Regions from separate parts of the Homo sapiens genome. Here all the other regions are linked to region 3. Evidence: chromatin loops called from intact Hi-C (ENCODE). Cell type or tissue: dorsolateral prefrontal cortex. All regions are shown on one strand.

Evidence for each region. Hi-C counts contacts between places; a loop is a spot of excess contacts. Peaks named below come from ENCODE experiments on the same cell type or tissue, not always from the same donor. Only the 100,000 strongest peaks of a DNase experiment are listed, where the experiment ranks them.
Region 1: it touches region 3 in a loop (2.7-fold over the local background); 10 of 110 quality-filtered maps call a loop at or near these places.
Region 2: a loop joins it to region 3, with 2.4 times the contacts of the local background. A loop is called at or near these places in 17 of 110 quality-filtered maps.

What each region holds. Positions count from the first base shown.
Region 1 is chr7:51,242,222-51,250,221 of GRCh38, forward strand. The region is part of intron 1 of COBL (cordon-bleu WH2 repeat protein); the gene reads right to left. Among named protein-coding and RNA genes, the nearest start is that of COBL, 71 kb to the right of the region's middle. RefSeq lists an enhancer at 1,597-2,097. In dorsolateral prefrontal cortex, a CTCF peak has its summit at 4,114; DNase peaks (open chromatin) are centred at 4,170 and 4,800; H3K27ac peaks cover 7,806 bases.
Region 2 is chr7:51,253,410-51,261,409 of GRCh38, forward strand. All of the region lies in intron 1 of COBL (cordon-bleu WH2 repeat protein), which reads right to left. It also overlaps the pseudogene RPL7L1P2. Among named protein-coding and RNA genes, the nearest start is that of COBL, 59 kb to the right of the region's middle. In dorsolateral prefrontal cortex, no CTCF peak of the experiment used is centred here; a DNase peak (open chromatin) is centred at 3,082; H3K4me3 peaks cover 505 bases; H3K27ac peaks cover 7,381 bases.
Region 3 is chr7:51,311,681-51,319,680 of GRCh38, forward strand. COBL (cordon-bleu WH2 repeat protein) reads right to left here and starts at 5,129. Exons shown (of 13, transcript NM_015198.5): 1 at 4,913-5,129. The coding sequence starts at 4,953. It overlaps LOC124901633 (a long non-coding RNA gene), which reads left to right and starts at 5,304. Exons shown (of 2, transcript XR_007060324.1): 1 at 5,304-5,544; 2 at 6,367-6,652. RefSeq lists enhancers at 5,387-5,980, 5,981-6,573. In dorsolateral prefrontal cortex, no CTCF peak of the experiment used is centred here; DNase peaks (open chromatin) are centred at 3,204, 3,861, 4,694, 5,752 and 2 weaker places; H3K4me3 peaks cover 4,914 bases; H3K27ac peaks cover 8,000 bases.

The DNA of each region.
Region 1 (8,000 bases), 69 kb before region 3:
TGACTGTGGGCCACTACTTCATTTACACAGGGTGTACACCAAGTAACCAATGGGAAATCTTCAGAGGGTATTTAAACCCCAGAAAATTCTGTAACCAGGCTCTTGAGCTGCTTGCTCGGGTGCACTCCAACCCTGTGGAATGTACTTTGATTTTTGATAAATCTCTGCTTTCATTGCTTCATTCTTTCCTTGCTTTGTTTGTGCATTTTGTCCAATTCTTTGCTCAAGACACAGGAAGCTGGACACCCTCTGCTGGTATCACAGGCTGTCCTGGCTGGACTCAGCTCCATGTTGTACAGTATAAAAAAGGTGCCAGAAAGTTCCAGAGTGTCATCAACCTGAGCTGTCCACCGACCCTGCTATACGCCAATTCCTCACCCATAAATTGACTCTGATCTCTGAGGTCACCTACTTGATGCTGTTGAATGTTATGATCTTCAGGTTCATAAGATCCACAAACAGAAAATGTTAACTTAGGATTTGAACACAGCTAGATACCCACCATCTGCTCTGTTCTGAGAATTGGGCCCTGGAAGAGCTGGAGACAGAGCTGAACCCGACTCCTGGGTAGAAGAGGCCCACTCGCCCAGGTGCTTCCTCTCTGGGAGGCCCTGTCGAATGCCAACATTATCACCTCCGCACAGCTGGTTCATCCAACAAGGTACCTGACACCGAGGAAAGCCCAGGGTAACCGCTACCAAGGGAAGTCCAGGCCCCAAAGAAGAAGGGCTGGGTGCTCCCTTGGGAAGCTGCCCAAAGTCACCAGGCACCCAGGAGGGGATGACCAGGTATGAAGGGACACAGAGCTGGGACCAGACCAATTTTCTGCGCTTGTTAAACTCGCCTTGGTGGCACTGCTTGGATGAGTGAGCCAGTCCCGTTGGTCCCACTAAGGACGGATGGGCAAAACATGGCATGAACTGATGTAAGAGAACACGTTCAAGCCAACGTGCTGAGGTGGGGGCTATTCTGGACGCTATTCCATGAAGCTGAAAAGATGTTGTGGCCTCGCTGCACTGATGTGAAGGCAGCTGTGTGCGGGGAGCAGAAGTACTGGAGCTGACGCTGGGGTGTGACTTCCTGTCCCCCTTATGTGCGAGTCACCTCACCCCTCTGTACCTCCGGTTCCAGTGGTGACACAGGGGTGACGGTGATGTCACTGCCCTCATGGGACTGCAAAGCACTCAATACCAGCTGCTACTACGGGATCTATTGGAAATTTAAAATTATATACTCACCACACAATTAAAAATGAGCTAAGGTATAATCTTGTATATATCTATGAAAACATGATGTGGGGATCATGGTGAACAGTTAAACTCTGGTGCACCCGTGCCACGGGCTAGCCCTCAGCAGGAAAAAGGAGGCAACATAGCAAGCTGGGTGGAGCCCAAGAACGTTACGCTGGGTGAAAAAAAGCAGTCTTGGAAGGTCACGTACAGTATGATCCTACTGATATAAAATCCTCAAAATGACAAAAATCATAGCAATGGAAAACAGACTAGTGATTGTCGGAGTTGGGGACGGCAGGAGGAGGTGGCTGTGCCTGAAAGGGGGTAGAGGGAGGTCTTGGGGTGAAGGAGCGGTGCCGTGTCTGGCCTGCATGGACCTTCAGGTGTGAGGACGTGCACGTGGCGGGCACCCGTGCCAGTGTCCTCTTCTTGGTTTTGGTATTGTCCTATACTACAGATGACACAACCACGGGGAAACTGGGGAGGGTACCAGGACCTCTGTGCCAGCTTTCTAACCTCCTGTGAATCTTCAAAATTAAAAATTAAAAAATATATCAGCTAAGGAAAGATAAACCATCATGTGAAAATGCTTTCCCCATGTTGGTCCCTGCAAGATGGCTCTGCCCACGCCCTCCTCTCCAGCACAGTTTTCTGCACACACATGTGTGCTCAGCTCCCACCCTCAAGGCTCCAGGATGAAACCCAGTGCACAACCTGCCAATGAGAACTGAGGCTGCAAACCATGTTCCACTGCAAAATGTAAACACAAGAATAGGCCGCACTCCAAGGAGAATGTCTAAGTCCTCTACAGACGCCTGGACCAGCATGCCCCGGTGCCCCATGACTGTAGTGGGTATTTGCTGTCCTCCTTCCTGTACACCTGCTGTCATCCACCAAGGCATAAACAGAAACACTGACTTTTCAAATACTTCATGGTTTCTTGACTTGTTCAATCACACGGCCTTCTTTGCCAGGCTGCTGTAATAGCCACTCACATGTCCAAAACCTTCAATTAGGGAACTCTATATTCTGGCCACAGATAGAGAGAGTTGTGTGGATGCTGCCATTTGACAATACAGAGGTACTTCCTCCCTTTCACACCAAACCGATAGGGTCTCATGGGGCCCAGCCTCTCCTACGGCCACTCTCTCTCACCCACAGCATGCTCCAGTTCCAATCCCTAAGTGCCTCAGCTTTCCCCCAGGCTGCAAGACACTGCCAGAGGAAACAGGCCCTCCCCACAAAGTCACGTGCGGTGACCCCAACAGGGCCCTCAGGTAGATGTTCCTGCTCATTGCTCTCAGCCCCATTATATCATTGCTGCAGCCATTCCAAGTCCCGGAAGACCTCGCCCAACATGTTCTTGTCCTGGGCTCCACCTTCACCACGCCTCTGTCTGCAGAGACCCCAGGGAGTTCCTGCAAGGAACGCAGTTCCAGAAAAGGGCTAAGCTCACATCTCTTCTAAGGCTTCACCCATTTTTTTCTCTGCTCTCCTATCTTTAGTCTCTCCCTGTCTTGGCTCGCTAGCTGAGACTGTTCTTTCCTTCCTCTTTCCACACCTCCTTCCATTCAAAAGAGGAAACGCCTCCAAAGAGGAGCCCTACACCCAATGTCCCAATTTCCTCATAGCTTCCGAAACCCGCGCCTTTACAGCCAGGCTTCCTCCACACTCTAACGGACCTGATCAGTTGCCTCTTCCCATGATGACCTTCCCTGCCTCCCACACGCCCTTCTCCTGCAAGTCCACAGCTCCCTGAAACTCCTGCTTTCACATCTCCAGAGTCTTGTGGATGCTGTTCTTCTACCTGGAATTGCCATCAAAGTCCAACAAAACACCAGCCCCTTCTAAAACCCAGCCCATACTCTTTCATCTTCACTTTCTCCTCATCCCTACCCACTCCTGCTGAAATTAGAAGTATTTTCTGCAAACCCTAAATTAAGATTCCAATTCTGCGGTACTAAACACTTTCTCCACAGCTCTACAACATTTGTACTGATTCCCTTCCTCCCTTGGATTGGACAATTCTGTCTCAACCACCAGACTAGCTAACAGCAGCTTGCTGAAGTGTGAGCTCAACAGGTATCTGTCCAATGAATGAATTACATCCATAGAAGAAATGATATATAAAAATATATAAAATTAGAAATACAGTTTCATTCATTCTACAAACATGTATCAGGACCTACCATTTACAAGGTAATTCCTAGGGAGTCTATAACATAAATGATAGTACAGTGTATGGTCTCAGATCTCAGAAAGGTTCTAGAGGGGCAATAAGATAGACACAACTGTTTAGCTAAAAGCAAGGCTGGGATTAAGTGATGTGAAATAAGCAAAAGGCACCTCGCAAACCATATGGCACTATTCAAACATTGGGGCACTTTTAAAGTTTTCTTATTGACATTATCAAATTATGCAAAACAAAGTTAGGTAAGGGACAAATCCTGCCTGCAGAGTAACTTGAAATTTTGTGAGGAAATGATTTTAGCAAAAATAATATATTATCCAAAGACTTAGTTTTCATTATGGCAAAGATCTCTGCAAATGCAAAGAAGATATCTATGAATTATACCATGTGGTATGTATGTGTCATTTATTTTTAAGTAGAAAGGCCTAAAAATATCTAGTAGCATTTAGAAAATATTTCACACTTCTTTTTATCACTCCATGAATTTAAAACTAAAAAAATAAATATCCTAGCCTTAATGCAGAAAAGCAAGTATGTAAGTTTCCTACTTGAAATAAAAAGACAAAAGACTCTATGAAGAAGATGGCATTTTCTTGTATAATTTGGACCAGGGAGACAAATGGCCTGCAGCAAGTCTATCCAAGCAGGAGCTCCATCTCCATCAGCAGGGGCCGCCTCCTCTGTCCCTGACAGCTCAGAAGCCCATAGTAAATGCTGTTTGTTGTCAGCAGGACACATGCACCAAGCAATTCCCCTCCCCTGGGCCTCCTGCCCATCCTCTCATCCCACTTCCAATCATGGCTCACTCCCCAAAGCTCCAGGAGAAAATTCTCCCCTGGCACACAGCCCAGCCCTGACCTTGTCCCAGCCCCAACATCCCTGCTGGTCTGGCTGTCAGCCCCCGTGAGGTGGAGAGAGAATCCTGCCTGCACACCGTACAGTGTAGCACAGGCCATGCTATTAGATCTGGGCCATATAACTTCTATCTCATTCAAATAAAATGCAGAAACGCTGATTAATGAAGCATTATAATGTTTATGAAGAAAGAGTTATTGTGGTTGCAATTCCATGATGTCCTTGATTTGTAGATTCTATCAGTTACACAGATTGTCATACTTGCAGACTTCTTCCAGAGTTTGGCAAGAACAAATGGGCTTTTTTTGTGCAGATGACTCATTTACATTTTTAATTATTTTTAAACTACATGAACAATAAATGACTACATTGAACGATTCAAAGAAAAATCAGAGTGTGTTCCCAAAATAGCCTAGGGTGGACCCCTGTCCCCACCAAGTCCTAAACATTAGAGCCCAGCACGCCCCAGTAAGTCACCATAGCCAACACAGATGCAGCCTCCCTGCAAACACCAAGCAGTGCGGGCCTGCAGGACTCAGTGCCTCACAAAACCAGCGGATACCTGTGGTCATCGCGGAATCTTGTGGTGACCGTGCACCCTTCCATGCCCAAGGCAGAAGCCTCAGCTCCTTTCTACCTCCCATCTGCCACGTTAAGTCACAGGCTTGCACCTTAAAGGCCAGAGGCCATCCATGGAGAAGACTCTCCCAAATGACTCCCAATTGGGATTGGCCCTAACAAACACCATGAGCTTGGAGTCTCTCTTCTTTCGGGGCCACTCTGCTTTCTCAGTGGTGCTGTCTCTTCATGTTACCCACAGCCAGTGGAATCATGTTCTCTGTTCCCTCTCAACTATCAGAACCAGTCTTTTGGACAGGATCTCCTGAGGTTCCTGCTAGCAAGGTATAAATAACAGATTCCCTGGAAGTGTTGAAAATTGGAAACGAAATAGGAATTTTTAAAATCTTACACTTCAAGACAACTGGTTGGATGAATTGGGGAGATGGTGGCTTTATTTTTCTTTTGAAGAAAGTATACAAAGGTGGACACTGGACAGGTAGGGACAAGGTGACTATGGAAGCATCTCATGGCTGAAGCTTGCTCCCATCTCCCATAACATAAAGGCATTCATGGCAGGGGGTGGGGAGTCTTTCTCCTCCACCTATTCAAAGTGATCTTTAGAAGGTCTGCATCACTCCAGCAAACAGTGGCCAGGCTGGTTCTTGCCATATTCGACCCTATTGAAATTATCCTAAGGCAGACCAATCAGCTGAGTTACTGCTGAAAGAAGACGCCAAAGGGTTATTCTACTTAAGTTAAAAATAAATAAACAACAAACACAAGGCCAGGCGCAATGGCTCATGTCTGTAATTCCAGCACTGTAATCCCTGCACTTTGGGAGGCTGAGGTGGTGGATCACTTGAGGTCAGGAGTTCAAGACCAGCCTGGCCAACATGGTGAAACCCCCGTCTCTACTAAACATACAAAAGTTAGCTGGGCATGGTGGTGCACGCCTATAATCCCACCTACTCGGGAGGCTGAGGTGGGAGAATTGTCTGAGTCAGGGAGGGGGAGGCTGCAGTGAGCCGAGATCACGCCACTACACTCAAGCCCAGGCGACAGAGCAAAACAGGCTTTGCACACAGAATTGTAACACAGAGTCTACCACTTTGAGGCACAAAAGATAAGAGTTTAATATAAAGAATTTTCCTCCTACTGTGCATCCGTGGTTATGAAACGATTCATATCATAAAACTTACATATAAAATAATATTGCTCTATCTCGTTGATTTAGAATATGAAATAAGAGATACGATTTTATGGGGAAGACTACACTTAATTGGAAGGGAAGAGAAGAACAGCAAAATGTCCCGACCATGGGCTTTGCAGTTCCTCAAGGAGACACCAGCAAGACACTTCAGAAGACCCCAGGAACCACAGCCAGCCCCCTAAAAAAAACTGTCAGACGATCCATTGGTTCTTGTTATTCAACCTCACATTCAGTTGGATGGTACAAGACGGAGGATAGGGGTCTAAAAATGTGTATTTTGAGTGCATGTAAATTACACAAGTGGTAAATTACTCCCCATTTTACAAATAGGACACAAATGATTCTTTGGAGATTATTTTCTAATGGCACAAAATGTCTTTGGTTTATATCAGTTTTAACACTCCTCAATCTACCCAGTCTTTGTAAATATCTAAATACAAATCATTTTAATTTAAAAGAACTAGGAAATATATTTTAACAACAAAATTTTAAAAAATAAAAATGAAAGATGCCTCAGACAGAATAATGGGCATAGGCACAACAATGTTGCCTAGTGATTAAATTTTTAAGGAGAAAATTATTCAGTCATCCCCAAAGCTACAAAAGTACCTCAGATACAAATTTATTCAGGGATAACTTTACAATCTTTATCGTCTGAACAAAAATTTACTTTTTCTAAGCCCATTATGTAATTAAGATTTGGAAAAGATACTGAGATAAACCAGGTTAAGACCCATTCTGAACATATCTTTTTCTAAAACAGACATAGTATAATTTATTTATCCAAGTCTGCATATATACCTATTAAATATGTTTAAATGATGGAACTTTTGAACCCATTTGTGAATCTCTTGTCTCTCAGAACTCCTGTGTATCAGATCCAGATGAATGGTGTTCAAGGCAAGGCTATCTGTGACCTGTGGTGAGTGAGGGGGCCCCCATCCAGGGAACTATCCATTAGGTGACATGAGGACGTGCAACCCCAAAACAGAATCCTTGAAAGGGAAGGCAATGAGGTGAACACAACAAACAGACACAGAAAATCTATTGCTTAACCCTAAGCATGAAACATTCCTGGAAATCTCTCATCATCCTTCCCACAGGACATATGCCTGGAAAGGTGAGCGTGAAACCATTCTCACAGGATGAGTCATGTCTGAGATGAGGGCAGAGCATGGAATCCAGAAATGGACATGTCTTCCTAAATCCTTCAAAGATAGATTAGACAAGGAAAGATTCCAATGTCACTCCTTCTAATTACATTTTTATTAACATAATAAATTTTGTAACTTCTCTTCTCCAAGCAGAGAATACCCACATTTCTTCGTAATCACCTTTGTTCTGATTTGACACCTTCCTTTTACTTTTGCTCCTCAATAAAAGCTTTATTTTTCCACTTTCACCACCCTACAATTCTTCTGTTGATCAGAATAACAACTGGATTACCAGACAATGCTGCCAGGAGCCACCAGACCTAAACTGGGCACAGAGGCTCACATTCAAACCCTCTGCAGAGCTGGCTGTGAAAACTGAACCAGGAACTGGCTTGAAGAAGAACATTTTTCAAACACCTGTAATCCCAGCACTTTGAGAGGTTGAGGCGGGCAGATCATTTGAGGCCAGGAGTTCGAGACCAGCCTGGCCAATGTGGGGAAACCCTGTCTCTACTAAAAATACAAAAATTAGCCAGGTGTGGTGGCGCTTGCTTGTAATCCCAGCTACTCAGGAGGCTGAGGCAGGAGAATTACTAGAACCCGGGAGGTGGAGGTTACAGTAAGCCAAGATCGCACCACTGCACTCCAGCCTGGGCAACACAGTGAGACTCCATTTCAAAAAAAAAAAGAAGAAAGAAAATACAGAGTAGACACTCCCTTGACAAACCTCCACCAGCTGGCCAGCCTGGTAATCACAGCTCTGCCCTCTTTCTGATGGGCCTGTGTCCACCCCGCAC
Region 2 (8,000 bases), 58 kb before region 3:
TTTGAACACCTTCTTGCTTTCTAGCACAAGATACCCCAGGCACAACCTTGTCAAGATCTGTAATCAGCCATTTCTCCAAGGATCCATGTGGGAAACTGTAGTTAATGTAACTATTGGAAAGGTATCATTGCTATTTATTTTGTATTTCTAATTATAGAGAGAGTGAAAAGGAGAGTGAGAGAATTCACACTGCTTGTAGCCCTTCTTCCACAGTTAGAACTTCCATTCCCAATAACATCATTGTATTTTATTTTTTGTACCACCTACAATACCTACAAAATAATTTAAGAATTACAACACAACACCATTACCAACTATAATTGTACCAGATAAATCTCAACAGTTATTTGCCATTTCTTTTGTTCTTAAAATATGTTCCAATAAAGATATATGGTCAGAAAACTGTTCAAAATTATCAGAATTAAGTCTTTATTCTGGGCAGTTGTGTTATCAACTTTAGACAGTTAGATTCCTTTGTTTCTGTTTTTCAACTTTAAAATTTCCTTTTTCAATTTTGATGCTATTCTGTTTTCTGAATATATAAAAACTTGTGTAGTTCAAAATCAAAATTATATAAGCAAGCCATATTCAAAGAAATCTAATTCCTATTTTTATGTTGGATACCTCATTCCCACACATCCTCATTCTTCCTTTTTGAGTTGTTTTTTTTTTGTCAAAAGAAAGCAAATATGTGTTTATTCTTATTTTCTCTTCTTTCTTGCACAAAGATATATACCATAAACAATTTCCATGTCCCCTCTTCATTGACAATGATTACTGCAAATCACTCCATGTCAGCTCATAATGATTTTTCCCTTTCACTTTTATGGCTGATGTAAAGTGACCTTCATAGATGAGGCAAGACTGTGACCAACTGTTTTAGAAGAAAATGGAAGGATGAGAGGCGTATGACCTCCGATGATTATACTGTAGTCCTTCTGGTACAGAAGTATTATTTGTGCTAAACTGAGTCCTACATATAGACTTGTATATAAGGGAAAACACACTATTCACTTGCAACAAATAGACAAAAACTACTTTCAACATCAAATCTAAAACTGAACTAAACCAAACCAAAACAAATTGGCCAACATTCAAACAACATCCTGGTAATGTGCACATATACCCTTGTTATCTGTCTTCCTTCCCTCTCTTTCCATCCCCCATTTTTCCATCCTCTTTGAGGTACAGGTGGACCCCCAATCCTCTCCACCACTCTTCTCAATCAGATTCTAGAATGGTTGACTACCTAGAATTCTCTAGAAAGTGGCCTACTGAGTTCTTATGAGTCCAGCAGCCAAGATGCACTGATGTCTATGAACACCAGCTTTTTCATAAGCTCCACAGCCACCATCTGACCTCATGAAGGGGACTGCATAAGGTGAAAAACATCAACCCTTGGGCAGCTGATTTCAATTTGTGTTACATTTTCTCGTGATCTTCCTCAGACCTTATCAAAGGGCTGAATAAATGTGGTTGATGTACTGGTTTCTCAGTTGCTGATTACTATTTAAAAGCTCTAACAATACTTAAAAAGTTACATCTTATACCATGATTCAATCTCTATGTATCCCTCCCCACTCAATTAAAAAGTACGTTGTGGATAGTTCAAGCTGCTACCCAAACATATATTTCTGAAAGCTAAGTCACACTAAACACTAAATCACAGGATCCATGTGAAGCCTGAATCAATCTGAATATTTTACACTATTTCTGACCCTGCTTTGTAGAATATGCAAGCTTCCCTTGCGTATAAACAAACATTTAAAATACATGATGCAATTAAGAGAAGAATAATCCTAGCGACCTCCTTCAGCTGTTACAAAGATAAAATGAGGAACTGCTGCCCGAGGCACTGCTGGGCAGTGTCATCAGTGTTACTGTCAGAGACAGTAACATCCAACCCATTGTGTGACTCTTAAGATTCATTCTCTGGGAAACTCATCAACAACCACAATGCAGCCCTTCCTATATCTCCTCTTTATAAAATTATTAGGGACCAAACTAGAGAAACAATGTGGAACAGTATCCTCCAGGGCCTCCTTCACTTGCAGTGAGACCAGTTGTCTTTCATTCCCGCATCGTGTTCATCCCATGAGGGAGGGTCTGCATATTTGAGGGTCTGGAGGAACATGCTCAGAAGTTTGGCCAGGCCTGGGTTCACCCATGGAAGAGAACAAAGAAGGGGACTGAGCATACTCTAGCAATGACCAGTGGCACGACTAGGAAAGTTCTCTGCCGAGATCACTTCCTCCTGGCAAAAACAAGGGCTCCACAGGGCTTAGGGTAGAGAGCAGAGACTCACAATGAATCACGGGGCTGCAGTGAGCCAGGCACTCAGTGGTGTCACCTCAGGAGGTTCCGATGACCTCACATCAAGGTGGTGTGCCGATGCAGGAGCAATGCAGGCCCTGAATGTTGCCCCACCTGATGCGGCCACTCAGCTGACCGATGAGACTCCAGCCCAGCCCCTGCTTTGTCCCTTAGATTGTGCAGAGTTTGAGAAGCCCAGCTCCTGAGGGCAAGGCCAGATCTCACAACCAGAGGCCTGGGGACCCGGGCCAGCACCTAGCCTTCTCTCCACCAAAAGCTTGGTCTCTATTTTTACTCCTTGTTCTAACACACCCATGCTTAAAGGATTTCTGAAATGTGTTCTGGAATGCCGTGTGGCTCAGCTGAGACCCTGAATTCCATGTCACACTGTCGTAGCAGCTGCACTATCAAGCACAAGCACAAAGGCAGGAGTGTTTCCAGGCGGCCCACCCAAGACAGCAGTCCTTTAAATTGACTCCTCATCATATTGCCCTGGGTACTTTAGCTGGCAAAGAACAAATTAGCATTCTCAATCTATATATACTGTAGCACACTAAATAAAGGGCTGGAGCCGAGGCACAAAAGGTCAGGCCATGAAATTCCCTGCAGGAGCCCGGGTCCCACCATTCCACTCTCAGGCTCTTTGGAAAGCTGACTCCCAGGGCCACAAGCAAGTCTTTGTGTGTCAGGAGGGCCCACTGCTGGGGCTTTCAGTGCACACAATAACTCACAGGCTGTGTCCAATTTCAGAACACAACGAAGAGGCAATGACCACACCCACGTGGGCCTGGGCTTTCACTCAGGAGTTCGGATCTCATGGAAAAACACCGTGGAAGATGCCCTGGGGCAGCACCACTACCCGGATCCACATCCACTCAATCGCCCTAGTAGGGCCTCCAGAGCACTCCTGCAAGCGTCACGTGGTTTCACAGATCCCAGGCAGAGGCAGGGCAAGTGTTACTACCACCACCAGTGAGGAAATGAAAGCCCAGAGAAGCTGTGAGACTTGATGAAGGTCACCAACTGGCTAAATGATGATAGGTGCTCTAATGAGAAGTTTTATTACCTCACTATATTGTTTTACTCAAAAATATTTCCTGTCTGACAGCTGCTTCCCGGATTTACTGCTTAAAGTGAGTAATTCCACTCTTCTTAGACATGGAATTTTACATATAGCACCAGAGCAGAGCTAAGGATTCCTTTACTAATTTTCCTTACTCATTTATTATATTATATAAAATATACACGAGACTTGAACAGGGAATGAGGAAGCCCAGAAGAGCAGAAACTAAACCAGTCCAGTGGAAGTGTCACATATATTGTTGCATAGCCTGCATTCCAGAGTAGCAAGATGAGGCTCTGAGCTTCCTAGCGGTCATGGCAAAGATGAGATGCAAAGCCAGATTCAAAGCTCCCATGTCTCAAGATAAAAGAAGACAGATCCAGAGAACCAGTGCCCTGCAGCCCTCATGCTGGAGACATGGTGTGCAATAGTGAATTACGTCCCCAACAACGTGCCAAAAAACAAAAATACAAAGATGGTTTTCCAACAGTTGCTTCTCCCCTCAATAAAACCTACATCACACCAAGACTCCACTCAGTAGAAGTCATTAAATACAGAGACCAAACAATGCAGTCGAATATGCCATTCTTCTGGTTTGGCTTGACTGAGGATAAACGATAGCATATCTAAAGAAAGTAGAGGAATAGAACACAGTGGACACATACACTGAACTGTATCAAGCACCACCACGATTTTATAAATCATGGAATTAATTTGGTATATCCAGAATACCGTCAAGCAATATGCAAAGGTTCATTCTGCATAAGAAAGTAGGCTTATACACTTCAATGTTTAGATTGAATATGCTTTCATTTGAGACCAAGTTACTTATTCTGGGATTATGTATATTTATAGATAAACCTATATATAAATATACATAATTTTATAAGATGTATACATAAAATATATTTCAGTTAAAATTCTGTTTTCTAAAAATATTGCTAATATTTGGCATTAATCACACCAAATATGAAAGAATTTGTACACTAGAGCCATTTTAATATTTAGTAAAATAATCTGATCTTTAAAAAAACAGATAGATTAACAAAAGCACTAAAAGTTCACTCAGATTTTGATGAAATCTTCCCTGTCTATTCCTATAAGACCTGCAAGCAGGTATTGATAATCAATGAGGAAATGTTTTGATTAATGAAATTAAACTTTAAAGCTAAGCTTTAAGACACAGTGTATTCGTTGTAACAAGGAAAATGTATTATTTATTTACCTGTAATATAGTGTACTTGTTTGCTAATTTTTAAATTACTTTCCTAGAAATAAGGTAGCTCTTTTCAAAATATACTTTTTTATAACTAGAAGCAACACTTAATTAGTGAAGACAGTTATAACTGACTACCCTAAATAAATTAAAAGAACAAGCTATTATTTAAAAGTGTATAACTCTTCAATGAATGGTTAAAACCATATACTTTTTTTTTTGAAGAGACAAGTGAACATTTATTTTTGTGCCATTCTTCCTATGTATATTTCAAGTCTTTTTCAAAACAAAGCCCCAGGAATCTCCAGATTCAATTATGTCCCTGGGCTTGGTTGATCACTGCAGGAGTCTTAGGGACCCTTGGACAAATGGTAGAGTTACTCATTTACCGACATTAAACCCTAGGACAGATGACACAACAAAGCAGGACTCCTTCCTCCATGGAATGTACTGATTTCAGACGAGGCGGCAGCCAATGTAGAAAACACTGAAATTTTTCCTTGGAATTGGACTGTGATGAGAGGTGCTTGCCATGAACATAACCTACTGTCTTTTCTTTGACCCTTCCTTTCCAGCTTTTGAAGATAAAGCAGGAAATAATCTTCTTTGAACATACTTGATAAAAATTCCCCAAAAAAGCAAAAACACATGCTTCTACTGCATTGAAAAAAATTTACTGCAGTGTGGCACTTAAGAGTAATAACAAATAGCAATAAAAAGTAATTTCAAAAAGAGTTAAGATTTCTTCAGCAAAATAAATGATTCATATCTTTAAGTCCTTTTTGAAATCAGTTATTAATATTATTCCTTCCCCATTTCCATCTAAATGACCACAGCAATACAGTTTTTAGTCACTCAACATCTTTAAGCTTATAACTCTTAGGCTATGCATAGCCTAATGTCCTAATCAGGCATTCATCGCTCCCAGAAGGTCTCCCATCTATTAGTACCAGCCTCCTCTGTCATCCCAATCTCAAAGTTACCCTTAATAGTAACCCAATCTCGGCCGAGCGCGGTGGCTCATGCCTGTAATCCCAGCACTTTGGGAGGCCCAGGCAGGTGGATCACCTGAGGTCAGGAGTTCAAGACCAGCCTGACCAACATGGTGAAACCCTGTCTCTACTAAAAATACAAAATTAGCCAGATGCAGTGGCGATTGCCTGTAATCCCAGCTACTCGGGAGGCTGAGGCAGAAGAATCGCTTGAACCTGGGAGGTGGAGGTTGCAGTGAGCCGAGATCACACAACCGCACTCCAGGCTGGGGAACAGAGTGAGACTCCAGCTCAAAAAAAAAAAAAAAAAAGAGTAACCCAATCTCACGGTTACTAATAGGAATACTAGTAACTGCAAAAAGCACTTTTAAGTGGCAAGGCATGACCCATCAAAAGTCAGCCCAAGGGCAGTTTTCAGCCCTGCCTCACCTGGGTCTAGTTCAGCTGGTGGATGAGCTGATTGATGTGTTCACCCCGACAGCCAGGTGGGGCCCATCTCCTTGAGGAAACCCACTCTATTTGTGGTAGCAAGATGGGCCACTGAGAAGTGGAAAGGGCGCAAAAACCATGAGATCTCCTGGAAATGCTTCTCCAGGAAGGCAATTTCATGAATGAGGTCTTCCAAGCAAATGACACCAAAATTCCCCTGGTGCTCCTCATCACTGTGTTGTCTGTCTGAGGGATGGTCTTATTCTTGACCTTGGCTCATCCACATTTCAAAATGAGTTCCCAGGCAGACTTCAGATGTGGAAATACCCAGATCACATAAGTTTCCACTATGGGCAGCATTTTTAGGTTCTGGGGGGTGACTTTTACAAAGATACCACTAAAAATTTTCTTTAGGCGAAGTCTTGCCATGGTTCTCTGCACCAGTAAACTCATGTCATTAATCCTTTCAATGCGTACAATAAAGGCCAAGGAATGTTATCTGGCAATTCCAAGGCATGAGGTTTCACTTCTAGTCATCTGAGATGCATCTTGTCACGTTTCTGCCACCAGGAATCATATAGGAATGATTCCAGTCGTTTAACTTGAGCCCTTTTCCTTTCCTCTGCTCCTTCTTCTCCAAAAGTGTCTGCTTTGCCTGGGTGGCTTTGAGGACTTGATAAGCCTTCCTCTTTTTCAGGAGATTTTCTGGAACCAAAGGGATTTTTCTTTGCTCTTGCTCCATTATCTTTCTAGAGTTGTAGCTACTGATCATGCGTAACTCTACCACATGGGGAAGATGGCACTCACTCTATCAAGACCATATACTATTTTTAAAGACCTAAAATAAATTATGAAGTGGCTTTTGTCTATCTCATTTATAGAACAGGATAATATGTAAAGTTTGCATTGAAAATAAAAAGGGAGAAAGATCACATGATTTGTATTCATTCTTTCATTCACTCAAAAGACATTTACTATTTATCTTCCATGGGTCAGTATCTGGGATAGATTCTAAACATCCACAAATGAGGATAACAGGATCCCTCCCTGATGCAAGTCCATCACTGGTAGGAAACACAGATAAACAAACACTCAAGACACCAAGGCTTGTGCCATGAGAAAGGCTCATATACAATGCTCGTGGAGCAGATGCTCTTTCTAGGAAAGAGGGTAGTGGCCTGAGGGGACAATTCCAAGGCACTGGTTGAGCTATGTGTTGCAGAATGGGATAAGGACATGTCTAGCATAAGGAAGGGTCGCTACAGGAGAAGATGGGAAAGGTTGTGGGATGTGTGAAGAACTGGGATCGCAGGTAAGCTGCAGCTGGGGACTGACAGTGTGCAGCAGGGCAGCCATGGAAAGGATGCAGGGACCAGGCGGCAGAGCCTGGATCTTATCCCAGAGGTGGCAGAAACCCTCAGAGGACTCCAGGCAGGTCAATAACAGGGCACTTGCATTTAGCCATGACTTCTCTGGAGGGATAGGGAGGGTAGGCTCAGATCACATCCTGCCTTTCCCCAAAACCTTCTGAGGGCATCTCATGAACTTTATAAACCTCCATACCCCTTCTCCATTGCCCATCTCTCCTGCTTCACCTCCAGCCATTCTCCCCAGAGCCCCACTACTCCTGCCACACTGCCTGCCTTCCTGCTGCTCACACACGCCAAGCTCAGCCCCACCGCAGGAGATGTGCACATGCTGCCGTACACAGTAGATGGCTTACTCCTCTCTTCACTGAGAGGCGTACATGTACAGCAAAACCTCCTCAAAGAAGCTCTCCTGACAGCCCATCCAAAACGGCAGCCTTTGGCTGGGCGTGGTGGCACACGCCTATAAAAAAACTGCAGCCCTTGCAACTCTCTTCCAACTCAGTATCACTTCCAGAAATTATACTTTATTTATTTACTCTCTATCTCCCCCACTAGAACATAATGTGTCAGAGTTGCAGGGAGACCTCACCTGTCATATTCATGGCTGTGTTCCCAGG
Region 3 (8,000 bases):
AGTGACAAGGTGGAAGCGAGAAAGCAAAGTATAAAATGGGGGAGATGGAAACTAAAATTTACAACTCAAATAAATGAAAATCATAAAAGTGTAAAAAGGCATATTATCAATACATCTCTATGTAGTAATATAAACCAATAACTACAGTATTTTAAATAAAGAAAAAGTACAAAGATGAAGATATGTAAAAGCTTTCAGTGGGTCATGAAATACCAACTTTTTTTCAGCTATAGTATAAGGTAACTGAAAAAAAAAACCACACAATTAAAATTAACCAACGCATAAAACCTTCATAATTAAATGTGGATGGGGAGAGAATGAAGGAATGTACGAAAACACCATATAATAAATACAGGACCTCAGCCGGGGGCAGTGGCTCACACCTGTAATCCCAGCACTTTGGGAGGCCAAGGCGGGCGGATCACAAGGTTAGGAGTTCAAGACCAGCCTGGCCAACATGGTGAAACCTCGTCTCTATTAAAAAAAAAAAAATACAAAAATTAGCTGGGTGTGGTGGTGCACACCTGTAAATCCCAGCTACTCCGGAGGCTGAGGCAGGAGAATCGCTTGAACCGAGGAAGTGGAGGTTGCAGTGAGCTGAGATCGCACCATTGCACTCCAGCCTGGGTGACATGGTGAGATTATGTCCCCCCACCAAAAAAATAAATAAATACAGGAACTCTTAGTGTATTTACAAAGTTCAAGTCTAAATCAGAACCAAGTGTTAGCATATTTCACATTTGTATGTCCTTGATCTAAATATTAATACTACTTTGGTATCAAATATTTATGCTCACTTTTCAAAACTGCAGATCAATTACAAAATTAAATTTAATCATAAATTTATAACAAAGCACAAAAGGCCTAGAAACCTAAACTACTTATTACGGTGTATAGATGCATCCTATAATCATTGTTTTCTTAATAATTACAGGAGCACTTGCGTGGACACAGATTATGACTTCATTCCCTGGATCCCAAATTAAGAAGTCCACAGAATCCAGGCCTGCATATACGTGGGGGCTGTCGCTCTGCCTGGGTCAAGGTTCCACTCAATAATAATCCACTCCACCTGTGCACTGGAGGTCACGAGAAAACACAGGAGGGACTGCAGGCAAAAGTTCCTGGGGGCAGGAGAGATGCAACACTTAACAAATACCTTTGTAACAAATTTTAATCATACTTCAGTTCTATCCCCTTTATAGAACCACTGAGAAATAATAAAAATGCTCTGAGACTATGTGATATTGCAACACAGAAATGTCCAACTCTTCTAATTTATTAGTAAATATTTTAATTACAAAACATTAAAATTCCTAGGCCTACTCTCCACATTACATCAAGCAATTCTTAACTTTTACTTTCTTAAATGAATTGCCAAAATAAAGAGTAGCTCAGAAGTAATATCTTTTAAAAATAATGCTCAAATCTAACGGGAAAAGTTTTATGTAACAGTTCATTATACATGCTCTCATTTGAAAGAATGTAAACACTTTCTCTAACATGTTAGCCAAAAGCCAAAGGCCTAGAAACCTAAGCTTCCTATTATGGTGTAGAGTTAATATTTTCTTAATATCTGCATGCTTATGAGGGTTTCATACAAAATGTCACTGTGGCTGCCCCATGTCACTACCAAGAGTCACAGGCCTTCTACACTTAATACTATGTGCGGCACCGACAGGACTAGAGTAGCTCAAGTTACCCACTTCGATTAATTTTTTAAAATTTCTTTTGGTTCTAATAACTTGATTAAATAAATATAAATTTATGCAAAGAAATGAATAACAGCTATGTGTACATGAAGTCCACATTTTGACGAAACTGATTAGCAAAACTTCCACTGATTTTTACATGAGCAAACTGCTTGAATACAGCCATTGATCAAATGCACCAGCTGTTTTGACATTTCATGTCATTGGAGATTACTGTATTCTACAGAAACATGTCTTTCCTCCATAGGAAAAAAAAAATTAAGCATGGTCCTGCCAAACAGCAAGCCTTCTTCTGTCCTTTATTAACAGAGGGTCCAATGGGAAATTTAGCCCTGTGTTCTGTAACAGCCGACTACTGGGATGGCTCCTATAAATATTCAGACAAACGCAAAGTAAACAGATAAAGTAGAGAGTTAAATATACTTCAAAACCTCACCAAAAGGCAATTTGCCTTTACTTGTGTTCTGAGTATTCTGTCAATTCTTATACTTCAACTGAGCTCTAAAACTCCCTAAAAGTCACATCAAGTCTGACTTGTTAGTTTTTGCACACAGCCTCTTTCCTAAAAGAACACTTTCCCCAGGAGTCAAGGAAGTCATACATCACTGTTTTAATGAAATTCCTAGTAAAAAACATACAATTTCAATCCAAGTAAAAACGTATATTTGTGTTTTTCACAAAGATAACTAATAACTACCTGTTAATAATTTAGCCAGACACAGAGTCAGTGAGTTTACATTCACCAACCTATCTCCCTTCAGTAATCTTCTAGAAGAGCGTTTGTAGGCCACAGGGTGAAATCTCGTTAATTCACTGCACCCAGTCTAGCTTGTTTCTATACAACACAAGGAGGAGTGGTAGTTTCAGCAACAGCAACAGCTTCACCACATCAGTTTGTTATCATGTGGGAAGACAGAGGCTTACTGAAAGTTTGATTTTATAATAAACGGTTGCAGAATCAGATGGAAAACAAATTTCCCTCAAGCACACTGCAAACACTGCCTTAATCTCAGGGAACAGAGGAGTAATCTCAGTGAAGAGCCAACAGAATCTGCCTGCCACCAATAATGTACTAAAGCCACAAATTTCACAGCAATATCTAACCTTTATAATTAGCAAGCATACACCTAAATTATATAAAATATTCGAAGACCTAACACCATTTATCTCCTCAGATTTGAACACAAAATTGCTTATTAAACACGTAATTCTTGTCTGAAAAAATATAAGGATATTAACATTTTCTTGATGCTTCTTCACTGAAAGTATTAACAAATGACAAAGTGAGAACAATAGAAGTTAAAAATAATATGTCTACATTTCTTGGACAAAGATGTTCGGACAAGTAAATTAGACACTGGATATGAGTGAGGGAAAGAACTGAATGCATCAGGAATAATTTCATGTTTTCCATAGCAAAAATCCTTAGTTTTACTTTGCAATTCAAATATGAAAGCCAATCAGAGCTCTGGGAAGCCCTGAGAAGGCCAGCCCTCGACTACCTCTTGCCACACAGTACCAGGCTGAAAAGAGTGCCACGCTCTTAGGGTAAGTCCTTTCACTTCTATCATTAGACTCCCTTCAAGGATCTTACAGATACTCTTTGGATACAGTTTTGCCGGCCTTTTAAATGTTCTCTCTGTCTTCATATTTATTTATAAGGTGATAGTGACAAAATAATTCAGTGTCCTTAAATAGGCTCATTTAATAGGCTATGAAAGCCACAGATTTAAAGATACCTCTGTTTCACATTTCCCTGTTATTTTGGGATGCCTATTACCATGAAAAAGGATTTCCCACATTTACTTTCTTTCTGGGGAATTTGTTTGTTCAAAGAGAATTATATAACCACCAGTAAGTGCACTGCAAAAAAAAAAAAAGAGAGAGAGAAAGAAAACTTCTTTTTAACATTCCTCAGCTTCAGGATTATTTGATTTGCTAACCTGGCTCACCTTTTCCTGGCATTAAAGGAAAACTTTAAAATTTTAAAAAGAGCCCGACTGAAAGTCTTTTACACACTTGGGCAACACGCCCGCCTATGGGCACATGGGCAGGGTGAGTCAGTGGGACACAACTGTAACAGAAAAAAAGATTTGTTGTCCCCAAAGCTGCCTCCTTCAAGTCCAGTTGCCATAGCAGAAAGTGGGCCCATTCAGTAAGCAGGTGCAGGGCTCACCCCAACCCTCATTCCATTTGCAAGACTCATACACATTTGCTCCAGGCGAGCGAGCGAGTTCGAAGGTCCCCGGCGCGCCGCGCTGAAAACTACAAAGTCCACCGGGACTGCGCGCTACCCCGCGGCCCAGCCTGCACCGCTGGCCGGGATGAGCACGGCGCACCTGGCTCGGGGTCTGAATAATGAGCAGGGCTGCTCGTCCTGTTTGAGGGAAATTACTCTTTCTGAGAGTCAAATCCTGAATGTGACGTGTAATCCCTGCACGCAAGGTGTGGGGATAGCAAACAGAAACCGGGAGAGGTTTGGGCAAAAGCGGAATCGCGAAGACAGGGATGGGCCGCCAGACTCGCGGGTCCGCTACGGATGTCTGCGCCTCAGGCCTGGCCCCACTAGGACGCCCCTTCCACTGCCAGGGGAGACCCTGGAATAAAGGCAGGGAGGGAGAGCTGCTGCCATGAAACCCTCCGGGCAATCCGAACACCTTCCGAGAACGCGGGGCCCGGGCGGCTGCGAAGCCGGGGAGCCCTCCCCTCCACGCTGCCGGGAGAGCCGATCCTGGGGCTGCCGCCGAGGCCGGGAGAGGGAAGACTTGATGGGAACCGGCCAGGGGCAAGCCCGCAGGGAAGAGGCCGGAGTCAAAGGCCGGGCGTCCCCTCGCTCCCCGCTCCACCCCTACGGCAAACACTTGGGGGGCCTGAGGAAAGCTCGGAGCTGAGTGGGGGCTGTGCTGGCGGGGACCCCCATAAGGACGCCTGCATACAAACCACCCCGCGCGAAAAGTGCGCTCCGGCCCCGGCCCGACACGGTTACCTGGGCAACGACCCGGGTGCCCAAAGTACACAGCACGCACCACCACCCAACACCAGCACCCAACACCAGCACCGCACCACCTGCTCCACCACTACCACCAGCACCCGCTGGGGCGGCAGAGAGGGCGCCCTGCCCGGGAGCGCGCGGTGCGGACGCGGGCGTCCGAGCCCAGGGAAGCCCCCTCTCCACCCCGCCCGACCGCGGGGCCGCTTACCCGGTCGGGGGCTTGGCCGCCGAGGCGCGCGGCGCGTCCATGGTGCCGGGGGCCGGGACGCGGGCGGTGCTCCGGGCCCGCCGAGTCAGGCGCTGGCTACCGCCGCCACCGCTGCCGCCCTCATTCACTTTTTCCGCGCTGACCCATCGTCCTCCCACGCGGGCCGGCGGAGGACAGCGGCGGAGCGCGGCGGACGGAAGGGGCTGGAATCGTCTCTAGCGGGCGGGGGCGCCGGGAGCGCAGGGAGGGGCTGGCGGCGGCGCGGGGCGGGGGCGCCGGGAGCAAGGTGCGCCGCGCCCCCGCCCCGGCTGCTCTGCCGCGCCCACCGGAGCGCCGCCCCCGCCCCGCCCCGCCCCGCCTGCTCAGAGTCCCGACCCGGCCCGCGGCGAGCGTCCGGGGAAGGAATCCTCCGGCACCTGGGCCCTGCACCGACACCCGCGGGTGCGGCAGAGGGCTTCTCCCCGTGCTCCTCCACCCCTGGGGGGAGCGCGACCCTCTCTGGGCGGAGTGGGGGATCCCGGGGCCGGCGCCTCCTGGCGGAGTTGGGGGAGGGGAACCACCTGGAGCCTGGAGGCCGTGCGAGGGCGAGGTGGGCGGACCAGCCCGGGAGGACTGACGTTGGAGGGTGAGAAGTGAGTGTCCGGCACCGCTCTCTGACCTTTATCCGTGCAGCAAATGTCTAGTGCGTAGGGTCGCAAAGTGGGAGTCCCGACCGGGAGCGTCAGGAACACCTGGGAACTTGTTAGAAATGCAGATTTCTGGGGCCCACCAGGTCCCACGGAATCAGAAACAGTGCGGGCTGGAGCGCGGCCTCGCTTTGCTAACAACTCACTCGCTCTAGGTGAATGCTCGCTTAAGTTTGCCAACCTGATTCACTGGGCGCTACTGTGGCACAACCCTGCCACTCCAGTGCGGGCTGGCGGGCAGATATGCAGGTCCTGCCGGCCACGCCGGGGCCCAGAGCAAGTCAGCCAGAGGTCCCTTATCTGCCCAACTTCACCTCCACTCTCTAAGATCTTGGTTGGTATGATGGGCTGACCTATAAAAGTGGCAGTTTCATATGGTTTCAATGACTCGAATAAAAGACCAACAAGAGGCCAGATCGGGCGAGCCTGATAGCGTTGGGGGTGACGCTCCCCTTGCGATCTTGTCATTGGATGAGGTATCCAGAGGCCTGCGCAGCCTTCCTCCCTCTGATCCCCTGCTTTCTCATTAACTGAAGGGGGGGCAGACCAGTCTATATGCAAAATGTGAGTCCTTACTCGTGGCTGGCAGATCTTGGGTGCTCCCTGCTCCCACCTAGAAGGTTTCCTAAGTCCCCAGGTGGCCCTGGGGCTCACTTCCCTGCAGCCCAGCCTCCCATGAGTGGAGCGCTTTCCCGGCTCAGGGCCTCTGGCTGGGATGCTGCTCCACAGTGCTCTTCCTCCTCCTTTTCATCCCGTGGTCTCCCCAAGGAGCCTTTCCTGGCCTCTCTGTCTAAAAGCACCCTGCGGAGCACAGTGGCTTACACCTGTAACCTCAGCACTCAGGGAAGCCAAGGCCGGAGGAGCAGTTGAGCTCAGGAGTCGGAGACCAGCCTGTGCAACCTGGGAGAACTTTCTACAAAATAAAAAAATTAGCGGAGCATGGTGGCACACACCTGTAATCCCAGCTACGGGGCGGGGCGGCGAGTGGGGAGCAGGCTGGACAATGGAGTGAGATCCTGTCTTAAAACACAAAATAAAAGCAGCTCTCACTCAAGCTCCTGACTGCTGCCTTGTCCTAATTTTCTTCTGAGCATTTGTCACTGTATGTGTGTGTGTATGTGTGTATGTGTATATATATATGTGTGTGTGTATATGTGTATGTGTGTATATATGTGTGTGTTTATATTTAAATGTAAGTTTATAAAGAAATGTTTACATGTAATGTGTTATATTTATAGACATGTTTATATGAATGCATAAAATTTGTATTTATGTAAACTTATAAATATGTATATACATTATATATAAATGGAATAAAAAACATAAATAACATATCCTATTCCGCATATATTTTGCTCATGTGTTTGCCATTGGTCTCCTCCCTAGCATGTGATCTTAGCAAGCGCTGGGCCTTTGTCTGATTTATCACCCCCAGCATCTAGGGCAGTGCCTAGCAGGGTGGAGTCAGTGCTCAGTAAACAAAGGGTGCACTGAATGAATGAATCTCTTCTTGCACCTTGGGTGTGGGTATTAGAGAGTCTCTCCCAAAATCTGGGGAGCCCCTCCTTGCTCTGGACACCACCATGGGAAGGGCTGCCCAGGAGGGGCCAGAGCTGAAAACTAGACTAGGCACTGTGAGCCAGACCCCATTGAAATCCCTAAGGAGAAGTCCACCTCACAGGTGACACATACTCCAAGCACCTGGCAGAGGCAGCAAGAGGAAGTATGGTGGGGACATGGAGCAAAAGAAGCCCGGAGTGACCCAGTGTCTCAGATGCTGAGCACAGATGGCAACAGGAAGCCCGAAGCAGGTGGATGGTGAAGAGTAAGAGAGCTCCTCAACATCCAGAAAAACAATGAGAAGGAGGTGACGTGCCACCTCCAGGCCAAGATGCAACTTGCTGTTCTAGGAAAAAGGCCCAGGTGACCCTAGGCCTGGACAACCTCAGATCCTTGGAAGGCCCCCAGACATCTACTCAGAAACCCAACAGGGACCAGTTTCCAGAAATGAAGTGGAGGGTTAAGCCTGGTTAGAGCTGTCAGGATGAGACACAGAGTAAAGGTCAGACTTCTGCCAGAGGGAGGAGCTTCACGCTGTGACCCAGGGCCTGCAATCTAAATGGGCCAGGACTGCCGATCACTTGTGTCAACTGTGGGGAGGGGCACAGAGCCTGGGGGGGCAGGCGGGGCCTAGGACCTGATCAGATTCTGTGCATATTGCCACCCACACTTCCCTGACTGATAAGGGCCCCAAGAGATGCAACTGTGGGGAGTTGTTTTCCAAAATTGTATAGTTCAACAGATATTTCTGAGCATCTACTGTATGCCAGCCTTTGTCTGCGGTGTGGATGTGGCCACCTCATAGGGAGGGCTAGGCAAGGAAATCAGTAACAGACAGGGCT